Regions from separate parts of the Homo sapiens genome. Here region 2 is linked to region 1. The links are chromatin contacts, found by Hi-C or POLR2A ChIA-PET in ENCODE. All regions are on one chromosome and are shown on one strand. Each heading gives the region's core, a stretch centred on a gene start or an enhancer-like site at or near the end of the contact. The rest is flanking DNA. Distances are from core to core; before and after follow the strand shown. Region 1 has its middle 20 kb from the start of GPR55. Region 2 holds the start of C2orf72 (chromosome 2 open reading frame 72).

Evidence for each region. Hi-C counts contacts between places; a loop is a spot of excess contacts on that map. ChIA-PET counts read pairs that join two places held with the same protein, here RNA polymerase II (POLR2A). Pooled maps may share reads with other maps.
Region 2: a loop to region 1 is called in a pooled map, with 3 times the contacts of the local background. The contact joins the promoter of C2orf72 here to the enhancer-like site in region 1. A Hi-C loop is called at or near these places in 1 of 168 maps with a recorded cell type or tissue (endothelial cell of hepatic sinusoid) and 1 of 50 pooled maps. POLR2A ChIA-PET finds 5 or more read pairs at or near these places in 1 of 52 experiments (WTC11).

What each region holds. Positions count from the first base shown.
Region 1 is chr2:230,941,928-230,948,244 of GRCh38, reverse strand. It overlaps a transcript of GPR55 not described here. Among named protein-coding and RNA genes, the nearest start is that of GPR55, 20 kb to the right of the region's middle. RefSeq lists enhancers at 1,484-1,643, 4,137-4,356, 4,667-4,876, 5,807-5,856. Within about 2 kb of position 4,909, at least 2 of the 41 ENCODE cell types and tissues checked have a DNase peak (open chromatin) inside an H3K27ac peak, as active enhancers do.
Region 2 is chr2:231,032,138-231,038,946 of GRCh38, reverse strand. It overlaps C2orf72 (chromosome 2 open reading frame 72), which reads right to left and starts at 1,424. Exons shown (of 3, transcript NM_001144994.2): 1 at 748-1,424. The coding sequence starts at 1,381.

The DNA of each region.
Region 1 (6,317 bases), core at 3,660-6,159:
TGGTTCTAAGTTCCCTTTCAGTGCTGACTGAGAAAGCTCTCCTAAGCAGCTGTTGTCAGAGGCCTGCGGGAGACACAGACCAAGCATAGGGGCTGTGCTTTGCCTCACCAAGGGAGGAAGCTGTGGGGGCGGCCAGGGGGTGGGCGGCGGTGGCAACTGCAGCACCCAAGACCTCTTGGAGAGAACTGAAGTCAGTGGCCACACCCATGTCACAAAGGAGCCGGGCGGGCACTGCAGGCTTCATCCACTGATGGGGAGCTTGACAGACACCAAAGCCACCGTGGCCTGGTGAGGCGGGATGCCGAGTTTCTGCTTAGGTAGGACAGGGCCAGATTTGTATTTTAGGAAGCCTCGCTGTAGCTGGGTGCAGGCTATGTTAGGAGTTGGAGGGGGGGCACCAGCTGAAGTTGAACACAATGGTACTTTAAAAAATAGCACTAAAAGGCTGGATGTGGTGGTCGACACTTGTAATCCCAGCACTCTGGGAGGCTGAGGTGAGAAGATTGCTTGAGCCCAGGAGTTCGAGACCATCCTGGGCAATATAGTAAGACCTAGTCTCTACAAAAGTTAAAAATTAGCCTGGCATGGTGGTGTGCCCCTGTGGTCCCAGCTACGTGGGAGGCTGAGGCACGAGGATTGCTTGAGCCTGGGATGTCGAGGCTGCAGTAAGCTATGATTGGGCTACTGCACTCTAGCCTGAGAGACAGAGTGAGACCCTGTCTCAAAAAAAAAAAAAAAAAAGGTCATAAAGTTGACCAACAGACACTCCCTACTGGAGTGGAGAGTATGGGATGGGCTTTATTCCCCTGAGCTAAAAATGTAACCAGGGTCCCAATTATACCTTGCAACTTAGATGCAATCTTCTAGGATTGCAAATGTGCTCTTTCATCGTGCTCTTGCCCTTTGCATTGGAGCCCAGTTGGCTGGTGCACGTCCAAGGTGCAGCTGGCAGGCTCCAGCTTTGCTGCTGCAGCACACCTAACCAACTTCAGTAAGATCGCCCCATAACCAACAAAACTCTGGTGGTGCTGACCAAGGGGAGACTGATACACAAACTGGGTTGTTGGCAGCCAGGCAGGTTCCCACACCCATAGTGGAAAGGAGCGATTTGTCAGCTAATGGCTCTTTCTGGCTTGGGCATGATGAAGGAATGGAAGGCGTGGGTCTGTGGTGTGGCCAATGTGACAGGGCCGTCAGAAAGTTGAATACACTGAAGTCAAACATAGGAAATGAGCAATAGGGTTAGTTCAGCATGAACCTATGCCAATTCTTATTTACTTTTTGGGGTTCACTAAAATATGATGTGATTAAGATGTTCTGCTCTCTAGTTTGGTGTGTGTCTCAAAGAACCTCAGTGGAGTCCTAAAGAACCACATGAGCACCCCCAGCCACAGCTGCCTTGCCCTGGCCCCTGCCCCAGTTAGGCCCTGGAGGTCCCTAAAAGGTCTGATGGGCTGGGCCTGCTTTCTTCCAGCTCTGCCAGAGTGGAAACTTGGCCCCAGCTATGGCCTGGTCCAGGTGTGGGCTGCAGTGGGAACTTGTCCCATGCTACTGGGACACCCTGCTTCCACAACCATCAGCTTCTGCCAGCGTCATTTCACTGATCTCTAGTTCATTGATCTCTACCCTCCACCACTTACACTGACCTCGTGGCATCTTGGCCTAATACTACAGGGTGCATCTCTTCTGATGAGGACACTTTTTTCTCCACACTCTCCGGTCCTCAGCTTTGTTAAGGTACACGTGACAAAAATTGGATATGTGAATGATGAACAGTGTGAAATTTTGATATATGTATACACTGGGAAATGATTAAATCAAGCTAATGAACACATCCATCGATCACACAGTTATCTTTTTTGTGTGTGTGTGGTGAGAACATTTCAAATTTACTCTTGTAGCAATTTCCAAGTTTACAATACAGAACTATTAACTACAGTCACCATGCTATTATATACAATAGATCTCCAGAACGTATTCCTCTTAACTGAAACACCTTTGACCAACATCTCCCCCTTCCACACCCTCCCTAGCCCTCCAGCCCCTGGCAACTCCCATCCTATTTCCTGCTTCTGTGAGTTTTGACTTCTTTAAATTCCACATATAAGTGAGGTCATGCAGTATGTGTCTTTCTGAGTCTGGCTTATTTCACTGAGCATGATGCCCTCTGGGTTCATTTATGTTGTCACAAATGACAAGATTCCCTTTTTTAATGGCTAAATAATATTTCATTGTGTATATGTTTTTAATCCATTCATCCACTGATGGACACTTAGGCTGTTTCCCTATCTTGGTTATTGTGAATAAAAAGGACACTTTTTAATGCAACTACCATGCCATTATCTTAGCTAACACAATTAAAAGTCAATCTGTAGACCGGGCGTGGTGGCTCAGCCCTGTAATCCCAGCACTTTGGGAGGCGAGGCGGACGGATCACGAGGTCAGTAGATCGAGACCATCCTGGCTAACACGGTGAAACCCCGTCTCTACAAAAAATACAAAAAGTGAACCAGGTGTGGTGGTACCTGCCTGTAGTCCCAGCTACTTGGGAGGCTGAGGAAGGAGAATGGCGTGAACCCGGGAGGTGGAGCTTGCAGTGAGCCGAGATAGTGCCACTGCACTCCAGCCTGGGCGACAGAGCGAGACTCCGTCTCAAAAACAACAACAACAACAAAAAGTGAATCTGTAATATCGTCCACCACGAAATCCATATTCAGATTCCTCCATTGTGTCAAAACTGTCTTTTTATGGCTGGTTTGTTCAAATCAGGGCTCAAATAAGGGCGCGGGTTGCATTCTTTCCAAGTCACCCCTTTTTTTTTCCCCTTTCCTTTTCATGTCATTGATTTGTTGGAAAAACTGGGTCATTGGGAGTGCATTCTCAATGCACAGCAAATAATTGGAATCCTCTATCCAGCGCTTGCCCTTGGAAAGGCCTCCATGCAGGAGGCAGCTGCCTCCCGGAACTCAGTCCTCTCTCAGCCTCTTTCCACCTCAAATCCCAACCACACACTCGCCACCCACGTCCCCGCTTCATTCTGGGAATTGCCTTTCCTCTCCCCCGCCGCCATCTTTTTGCGCAGATCACCTTAGCCTGTCTGTCTTCTGTAGTCTTCTATCTGCTTTGTCCACCACCAGAATTTGTTACTACCGAGGAGGGCCAGCAGACACAAATCCTTCCCCTAGAGGCTGGTGGGAGGAAGGAAGGCAGCTCCCAGCCCCGCAGTGAGGCTCCTGCTCCTGCTTCATGGAGGGCGATGTGCGGGAACCTTACCTGGTTCTTCCCCCGGCAGCGAGTGTGGGTGGCTGGGACAGCATCTACGTTCGTTGTCGCATCTGCAGGGCCTAGCGCAGCGCCTGGTATTTGCAGGGCATCAAGAATGATTCTTGGAGGGCTGAACAACCAGCATGAGGGCAGGCAATGGGCCTTCCTTGTCTTTGATACCGTGGCCAGGCCTGAAGAATCAGGATGAACAAGCGGAATGTGAATTTGTTATTTTTATTTTTAATTTTTCTGGTACATAGTAGGTGTCTGTATTTACGGGGTACATGAGATCAAAGTAAATTTGTGACAAAGCATTCAGTTATATTCTCTCCACTCCTGAAAGATTCTCTTCACCTTCAGTTAAAGCAAATCATGCTGTAGGACGTCACTGTTGAGTCATTCTCCGGGGGCTCCCAGAGACACGGCATTCTCGTTTTCACTCTGAGAATTAAATCTTGTGCCGGGTGTCACAGTCATCTCTGTTGTGGACATTTCCCTCTGAACTAACCAGCGATGGTTACTGGAAACCACGGCTCCTCCACCTCCCTCCACAGGCTTTCTCCCCTTCCCTTCCACACTTCTGGGGTTTGCCTGGGGATCCAAGTCTCTACACTGGTGAAGCAGGCACAGCTGTCAGGTCACAGACTCACGTGTGCAGGACCATAGCTTCTGGGTCATCAAGCTCATGGAAGCCCCCGGGACAGTCATGTGGGCACACGTTGGAGGGATGTGGATTTGCCCCTTTCCACACCACAGCTTTGCCCTGTCCAATGTCCAGTGGTGGGTAATTTCCTGGGAAGTCTCCTTGAGGTCCTCTCTGGGACCCGGCATCTGGGACCAAGATGCTGTTGTGTGTGTAATGAATGGCAGAAGGCATCTTCATGGAGAGGCTTCTCACTTCACTACTCTTGCTGGTCCTCCTCCTGGGCTAGGGCCAGGGAGAAGAGGGACAGCCCGAGGGCCCCTTCCTAAGACAGACCCTGTGTTAGGCCATTCTTATGTTGCTATAAAGAAATACCTGAGGCTGGATAATTTATAAAGAAAAGAGGTTTAATTGGCTCACTGTTCTGTAGACTTTATATGAAGTGTGGTGCCGGCATCTGCCCTGCTTCTGATGAGACCTTGCTTGCAATTTTGGCAGAAGGCGAAGAGGAAGCGGCATCTCACATGGCCAGAGTGGGAGCAGAGGAGGGGTGGGGAGGTGCCGCACACTTTCAAACAGCCAGATCTCGCAAGAAGGAACTCGCTGCTGAGAGGACAGCACCAAGGGGAGGGCGCAAGATCATTCATGGGAAATCCACCCCCATGATCCAACCCCCTCCACCAGGCCCCGCCTCCAGCACTGGGGATGACAGTTCAACATGAGATTTAGAGGGGACAACACCCAAACTCCATCAGACCCTGGACGGGGATAGCTCTTAGCTCTCCAGGCTCTTGCTCCGTGACCTACTCTGGCATTGTTGCCTCTCTTGCTTGGCCCCCCAGCTGGGGATGCCCGGAGACAAACATGGGCACTGCTGCTCCTGCCAGGAAATTCCTGAGCCCAGACATCTCTTAGCACCCATGCCCAGGGCTGGCTGGGCTTCTTGGCCCTCCACGGAGGGGCTGGCTAGTGGGAGAGGAGAGGAGGTGCACAGGAAGGAGGGGCTGCTCTGGAAGGCAATAGCCAGCCAAGCTCTCGGGCAGTCTGGGGGCGGGGAGCCAGCCAGGATGCTGTCCTGCTAACAGGGGATGGCTCCGGATGTAGATGGGCCTTGACCTGGCTCTAGTCCAAGCACTGCCCGGGATGGCCTCTGCTGGGGCCTCAGTTTCCACCTCTCTACAATGGGCACAGTTGTGCTACAGAGAGCGCTCTCTCTCTCCTCTCTCTCTCTTTCTCTCCTCTCTCTCTCTTTCTCTCCTCTCTCTCTCTTTTCTCTCTCCCTCCTCTCTCCTCTTCTCGTCTCTTCTCTCCTCTTCTCTTCTCTTCTCTTCTCTTCAGGTCACAAGGACAAATCCTAGGGGAACAGAAGCAGGATGGAACTCTGACTTCAGAGCCCCAGGGTCGTGCTCTCACTCTGTTCATTGGCAATGATGAAGGAAAAATTGGTCTGCTTTCACCCAGCTCTCCCTAGCCTGCCCCTTCTCCTGCCCCTTCCGTGTCTCTTCCCCCTTACCCCATTCTTGTGGATGGGGGTGGGGGTGGAGAGTGGGGGGTTCCTTCTTCTGGGTCTGGTGCCCACCCTCCCCATCGGGCCCTTCTCAAACAGCCAAGCTCCCATCTCCCACTGGCTGCCCCTGGCCTTTGGACCCTGCCACCCTGCAGCCCCCTGAAGTCCCTTCCCCCATGGCCCACCCTCCCTCTGCTCTTTTGGCTTGGCCTCCCTCTCTGCTCTTCACTCCTCCTGTGCCATTGACCTCCCTTTTGGCCTTTCTCTGGCCTCCAGCCACCAGGGCAGATGCTCTACTGCCCCCTGCCGCTCTCCCCCCACACCTGCCTCTTCCACCTGCCCTCCATTGGCCCTTCCTGCAAAACGTCCTGGGGGCCTGAGTGGGGAATGGAGGCTGGAGGGCAGTGGCTGGGTCCCTTGTGGGGTTGGTCTGGGACTCCTGCCCCTGAGGACTAAGTAATTCTCTCTCTCAGCTGCTCTGCTGGGGACACTCCCTGAGGGAGGCAGGGCCAGGAGGCCCGGCTGAGGCAGGAGAAGGAGGCAGAAGAAGGAGGCAGGCCCTTGCCTCTGTCCTGGGCCCCCTTTCTGTGATCTTCTGGCATTCTCAGGGGTCTGCCCAGCCCTGGAGTGTGAGTGTGGGGGTGGCCCCTCTGAACGTATTCTTGCTGTTCTGTTGGTTCTGACAGTGTCCTTCCTGCCCCTTCTGGTCTGTGTCACATTCACTTTAATCTCAAAATGTTTTCTGAAATTGCTCAGAAAAGAAAAGGCCCAGTATAGCCCCCATCACAGGGAGGGTAGCTCAGAGGGGGCCACTACCCCGGGCATCAGGCTCCCCTGCACTCTGGATCCCAGAATGTCCAGGACCCCTGGGCTGGAGAACAAAGGGCCATCTCTCAATGATCA
Region 2 (6,809 bases), core at 175-2,674, 94 kb before region 1:
CACGGGGGCTGGGAAAAGACCCTTAAATCCCTTCCACCTTTCAGGAGAATGTGGAGGGAAAAGGTGGCCTCAGCAGACCTGGGGGAGGCTGAGGGACACAGCAGTTGGGTGCACAGCCTTGGTGGGTGGCCAGAAATCAATAGAAAATGTACTCTTAGTCCCTCTCACCTCCCCACACGTCAAGTCCCGAGCACCCATTCCTTGCCCTCTTCCTAAAACCAGGCAGGGCTTCCAGGACGAGCCTCCACCGCGCTGGAGATGCCCCTCCGCCCCTCCTAGAGCTCCCGACGCATCTCTGGCTGCGCAGCGCCCTAGAATTTAGCTTCTGGCACCGCCAATCTCCTTAGCACCCATCCACCCCCTTGAAACTTTCCCATCCCAAGGCTTTCCCATTTCCTTCCCCACTCCTCTTCTCTCCCCACCCCCACCCACCCCGTAACTCCTAGATCTCGGCCTTGCCCGATTCATCCCTTCTCTCTACCCACTCCCTCTGCCTTCTACTCGGCCCCTCAGCTTTCCCACGCCCCCTAGGCATCTCCCGTGCACTCCGGACCCTTCCGGGACAGACTCGATCCGCTACGCACGGCCCGCTCTCCGCTAGCTGCGAGGCCTGGCTCTAGGCACCTCCCTGCTCTGAGCCTCAGTTTACCTCGGTGCTCAATAAGGGAATGGCCAAAGGGGTCCAACTTGGGGGACGTGCCCGAGCCACCGCCCGCCCGCGCCCAGCCGGGCCCCGCGCAGTCTCACCTGGTTGCCCGGCTCCGGCGGCTTGCAGGGCCCTGCAGGCGGCCGCCTGGACGGCCAGGCAGGAGGCCGGGAGGCCGGGGCAGTAGGCGGCCGCCTGCACGGGCCCCCCCGCCTGGCGGCCGAACACGGCGCGCAACAGCGCCTCCAGCAGCCGCAGCCCCGGCGCCACCGCGTCCTCTGGCCCGGCCTCGGCCACCAGCACCCCGACCAGCGCCGCCCCGGCCCGCCGCCGGCCGCGCACGTCCCGCAGCATCTCCCGCAGGCGGCGCCGCGGCTCCCGGGCGGCCAGCGACGACGCGCGGCACAGCACGAAGACCAGCGGCGAGCGGATGGCGCGCGCCGCCGCCGCCGCCGCCCCCGCCGCCCCAGCCGCCCTCGCCGCCCTCTGCGCCCCGCGCGCCGCCCCGGGCCCCGCGCCCTCTGCCGCCGCGCCGCCCGGCTTGGCCGCGCCTGGCTCCGGCGGGAACACCGCCCGTGCGAAGTCCCGCAGCAGCGCGCGGCTCTGTTCGCGCTCCCACAGCTCGCCCACCAGCAGCACCTGCCCGCGGCCCCCCGCCGCTTCCACCAACGCCTGGAAGGGCGGCTCGGCAGGGCGCGCAAGCCGGGCCGCCAGCGCCTCCAGCTCGCGCTCCATGCTGGCCGCCGCCCGCCCTCTGCGGCCGCCGCGGCCCGGGCGCACCCGCTGCCCGCCTCTCGGGGCGGTGGCGCCCCGGCACAGAGGACACGCCCCCGAGGGCCGAGCCCAGCCGGACCCCCGGGCCCCCGGGCGGGGCCTCTGTGTGCACGCGCCCCTGGGCGCAGCCCGCATCGCGGGCCCGGGTGGGAGGAAGAGGGCTTTCTCCTCAGCCCTCCAAGGGTGGCTCCTCCCGAAGTCCCTGCGCAGACGCGGGGAAACAGAGAGTCATTCATTCATTCATTTGTTCGTCCATCCCACACATACTTACTGCGCACCTACTATGTGCAGGCGCTGGGCAGCCGAGGTTGGGAAGACAGACAATTATCCCCTCACTAGATAAGATCGTTTGGAGACCTGGAGCAGAGTCCTGCACAGTTTGGGGTCTTGCCGAGGTGGGGTGGGAGGTAGGGGGGTAGGGGGCGGAGGGCGCAGAAGTGGGTAGGAAGGTGAGATAAAAGAGAACACGCAGGGGTTATTTCTGCCACCCAGCTTTCCTTTTGGGCTTCAACATTTAGCAAAAACTGACCGAGGGTCCATTATTTCCACAAATACTTATTGTACCACCCCAGGCGCTGGGGTTGAAACCCAGACTGTTTCCGTAAAGCAGAAAGTCTAGGGGGCCAGATGCAGGACACGGATGGTGCTCTGATCTGCGTGGGGAGCAAGGGGCCAGCCAGGTCAGAAGCAGGAATGCATTTCCCTTCCTTCTAAGGATCTAGGTCAGCCTTGTCCAATAGAACATTCTGTGATGATGGAAAACTTTTTTATTGTCTGCACCATATGTGACTATTATTGAGTACCTGAAATCTGGCGAGTGCAACTGAAGAACTGAGTATTACATTTCACGTAATTTGTAATGAAATGTAAAATTAAAGCAGAAAGTGACAAGATGATAATGTACTTAAAGGGCTGGCACCTTTCTCTGAATAGTACCCTAAAGACGCCGCAGAAGCAAGAGGGGAGTTGGTAAGGACTCTGAGAAACCAATGTAAAACCAGGGAAGGCCTGTCGCCTCCTCCCCTCAGTGCCATAGAAGGGGGATAGGCTGAGTGAACGCTATACACTTGTGCTCTTTTCTTTGCTTGCATTGGCCTGAGTAGACCATTTCTCAACCCCATCTCCCCAGCACTGCTGGGAGGCAGAAAACAGCTGTGCTAGCCAGGGATGGCATATCAGGCTGGGGCTAGCAGCACAGAAAAACCAGACCCGGCAGCCTCTTCTTCCCACTTCATGGGTCAGGAATTCCAACCACGAGACCTGCCTCATGAAAGAGGATTGGCCAGGGGAGAGTGCCCAGAAGCTCCCTGAGTGGGGTGTCTGGTGTGTGTGAGGGTGGCACATGGGGAGTGGCTACATTCACATTTGATGCCAGAGGCAAGTCCCATCACACCCCCATTCCTTAAGCTCCCAGGTGGGATATATAGGAAGAGCCTAGGTTTTAGTCTCTTCCAGGTGTACCTATCGCCAACCAAAGTAGCTGATATCTAGGGAAACATGAATTCACTGGGAAAAATAATTAGACTTCTGGGGCCGGGCGCTGTGGCTTGTGTCTGTAATCCCAGCACTTTGGGAGGCCAAGGCAGGTGGATCACCTGAGGTCGGGGATTGGAGGCCAGCCTGACCAACATGGAGAAACCCAGTCTCTACTAAAAATACAAAATTAGCCAGGCATGGTGGTGCATGCCTGTAGTCCCAGCTACTTGGGAGGCTAAGGCAGGAGAATGGCTTGAACCCAGGAGGTGGAGGTTTTGGTGAGCTGAGATCGTGCCATTGCACTCCAGCCTGGGCATCAAGAGCGAAACTCTGTCTCAAAAAATAAATAAATGAATAAAATAAAATAAAAAATAAAAAACAGTTAGGCTTCTGGAAAGTATAAAACAAAGCAGGTTTAATGGATATATGAATTAAGATTCATTTCTTAATAACACAGACAACACTAATAACAATGAAAATTTCTTTTTCTCTTTTGTAGACGTTTGGGGATGGACAGTTTATGGCTGAAATAGTATAATAGTTCTGCTTTACTAGGTGTTTGAAGACTCAGATTTCATACCAAGTCACTATTGCCCTCTGACATCTTCATAATCCAAATTGGCTGCTAAAGCTTGGGCCATCACACCTGTATTCCCAGAAGCTGGGTAGTAGAAGGACTGAGGAAGGAACAAAAATCTGGTTGACTTCAGATTTCTTAGCAACAACATTGGGTTTAAGAAAAAATGGAAAAATTGTTTTAAAGTATCAAAGAAAAATAACTTTGACCCTAGATTTGGATTTCTAGCTAAATTATCAGGTATATAAAGAATCAGAAGGCGTATCACATATAGCCCCTCTTTGAAAACACTATTGGAGGAAGTGCCCTATCAAAAAGGGAACTAAATCTGGCTGGGCATGGTGGCTCACTCCTGTTACCCCAGCACTTTGTAGACTGAGGCTGGCAGATCATCTGAAGTCAGGAGTTCAAGACCAGCCTGGCCAAAATGGTGAAACCCCGTCTCCAATAAAAATACAAAAATTAGCTGGGCATGGTGGTGTGTGCCTGTAATCCCAGCTACTTGGGAGGCTGAGGCAGGAGACTCGCTTGAACCCAGGAGACGGAGGTTGCGGTGAGCCAAGATTATACCAGTGTACTCCAGCCTGGGTGACAGAGTGAGACTATCTTAAAAAAAAAAAAAAAAAAAGAGGAACTAAGAGTGCTCAATAATAGCAAGTAAGAGGGATTAAATCACTTGTCTAAATAACAGTGCAAGGCCATGCCAGCAAAGCACAGCCTAAGTGGGTATAATAAACTGGGAGGGTGGGTGGCAGAGCCAGGGTGAAACCTACAAGTTGACCAGAAAGGGAATTAACCCCATCCAGGTCACCTCTGAGGAAGAGAGAAAGACAAGTTCTAGAGAAGCACTGTCAGGTATACTGGGATTTTTAGCACATTCTTACAAGGCTTGTCTAAAACCAACATGCTCTGCCTCCTGAACTATATATTCTCAGCCTCTAAATCTCCACAACTAATTACAAATTTCCATAGGCGGGATGCGGGATGGATCAGAGGGGGGTGGAATGTTAAACGAAGGTTGGAGTCCAGGGCCAGTAAAGTTTATCTTTATCTGTGTTATTTACACAGCAAAGGTTCTGGTATTAAATTAACAGGAAACTGCAAAGATCTTTTTTTTTTTTTTAAAAAAAGGCAAGATGCCAAGAATATTTCTTCCTCCTCTCCCACCGCACCTTAGAAAAACATCATAAAATTAATGGACTTCTTCTTTCTCTGGTGTTCAATGAAGATATAAAGTAAACTGGGATTTTTGAAATACTTTACCTCTTCATGTTCATTTAAACAGAATTTGGTGGGAATCAAGTGATAAGAGACTGGTGTGGTGGCTCACACCTGTAATCCCGGTACTTTGGGAAACTGAGGTGGAAGGATTTCTTGAGCCCAGGAGTTTTAGACCAGCCTGGGCATCATAGCGAGACCCCATCCCTAAATAAACAAACAAACAAAAATCAAACAGCTAGTTGGGTATGGCAGTGTGTATCTAGTCACAGTTACTCCTTGGGAGGTTGGGGTGGGTGGATGGCTTGAGCCCGAGAGGTCGAGGCTGCAGTGAGCCGTGATTGTGCCACTGCACTCCAGCCTGGGTGAGAGATCAAGGACTTGTCTCAAAAAAAAAAAAAAAAAAAAAAAAGTGACCAGAAAGTGTTGGTTTGGAAAACAAGGAGTAATCTCCCTCTAGTTGCTTGCCAGCTCCTTTTCCCTCTTTACTCACACTCTGTCACCCTATTCTCCTCTCCTTCTTTCTTCCTTTCCCCGCTTCCCCTCTCCCCACCTCCCCCTTTCTCTCTTCTTTCCTTTCCTTCCTCTCTTCTCTCCCTGTACTTTTCCGCTTTTTCCCTAAGATGTTTGATTTGGGGGCTAAAAGGAAGGCTGGACCTGGGGAGACTTTCTGGCTTCCTGGGGAGCTGGGTGGAGGGAGGAAGATCTTTAACATGAGGAAGACCTCAGAGGGAAAGGAAATTGGAGGAGCCCCCAGGACCCACGGAGGAAAGAGGCTGAGGTGGGAAGAGGGGCTGGAAACTTGAAACTGGGTCTAACAAGTGCTGGGTGCCCCTGAGGTGGAGCAGGCCTGCTCGCTGGTGTGCTGGGACTTCGTTTCCTCCTCTGCCAGGCCCAGGCTGGTTCCCATGAGGGCACCAGGAATGCAGATCTCTGTGCCAGCTGGTGTTCTTATGGGGGTCAAATATCTCAATTTCGCCTGAACTTTAGGGGTCTGGTGAAGGTTTGTTAACCCACTTATGCAGGAGGTTGCAATTTTTTGAATTGCAGACATGTGTGAAAAATCAGACCTTGGCAATGACCTTGAGCAGCAGGAAATAAATAACTCCCACATGCTTAGCGTTCCAATAATGGAACACTAGGAATAAATGGGATTGAAGAAGCCTGCAGGAAATGCTGACGGGCAGAGACCAGGCTTCAGTGCCTATCATGCTCCTGCTGAGCCCTGGACTAGTCAGTGGTGCCAGGAGGAGGGGCAGGCAGGCCCCCAGGACACACCTGTACTGGCTGAGGGCATCACAGTGGGGGCAGTCCTCCGTCAGCCAACACCTGGCACATAACTGTGGGGAGAGTGTCTACACCTGTCACCTTGGTGGCCACAGCTGCAAGGTGACTTCGTGGGGATCTGTGAGCATCTGAGGCCCCAGTAGGGGTGAGGAGGAGAACAGCAGCTCATTTGTGCAGCAAGGACATATGGTGACTTCGAAGCCACTCAATTTGGGCCTCCTTTCAAATCTACTGGGCCAGATCAAGTTAGAGCTTCAGTGTAAGTCTCCCAAGGTCCCCTCCTGGGAGAATGGCACCAGCCAAAATTGGCCAGGAAGAAACCATGGTCTCTAAGAGTTGAATGGGACCCTGGTTGGCCTTTCCCTCCCCCAGGACAGGGCTGCACCAACTGCACCCAAGCTGGCACCTCAACTGTCAGGCCCATTGAGGTTAAAGTGGAGCAAAGAGCAGTTATTACTGGAGGCAACCTTATTCCTCCCCCAAGTCTCAGAGCAGGTGCCCTTTTATAGACTATCAAATACAATGTGAGCTGTATCTGTGGGGTGGGCATGAGGGCCGGTGCCCACCACAGACGCCCTGCCCCTGTACCTGTATGTCTCATTCTGTTCACTTTCTGCAGCTCCTCGGTCCCCGGCTGATGAAAAAATAGGAAGTGTGCAAGTGTTGGGGCAATGGGCAGTGGGTGACTTCATGATCATCGTTCATGAGGTGCCTGATATAGAACAAGGTGACCATTAAAATAATCTTATGATAACCTTAGTTGCCCAAGCCAGCTCCTGGCCAGTGCCTCTCTTTCCCAGAGGGGTGGATCAAGAACCCGGTCAGGAAGAT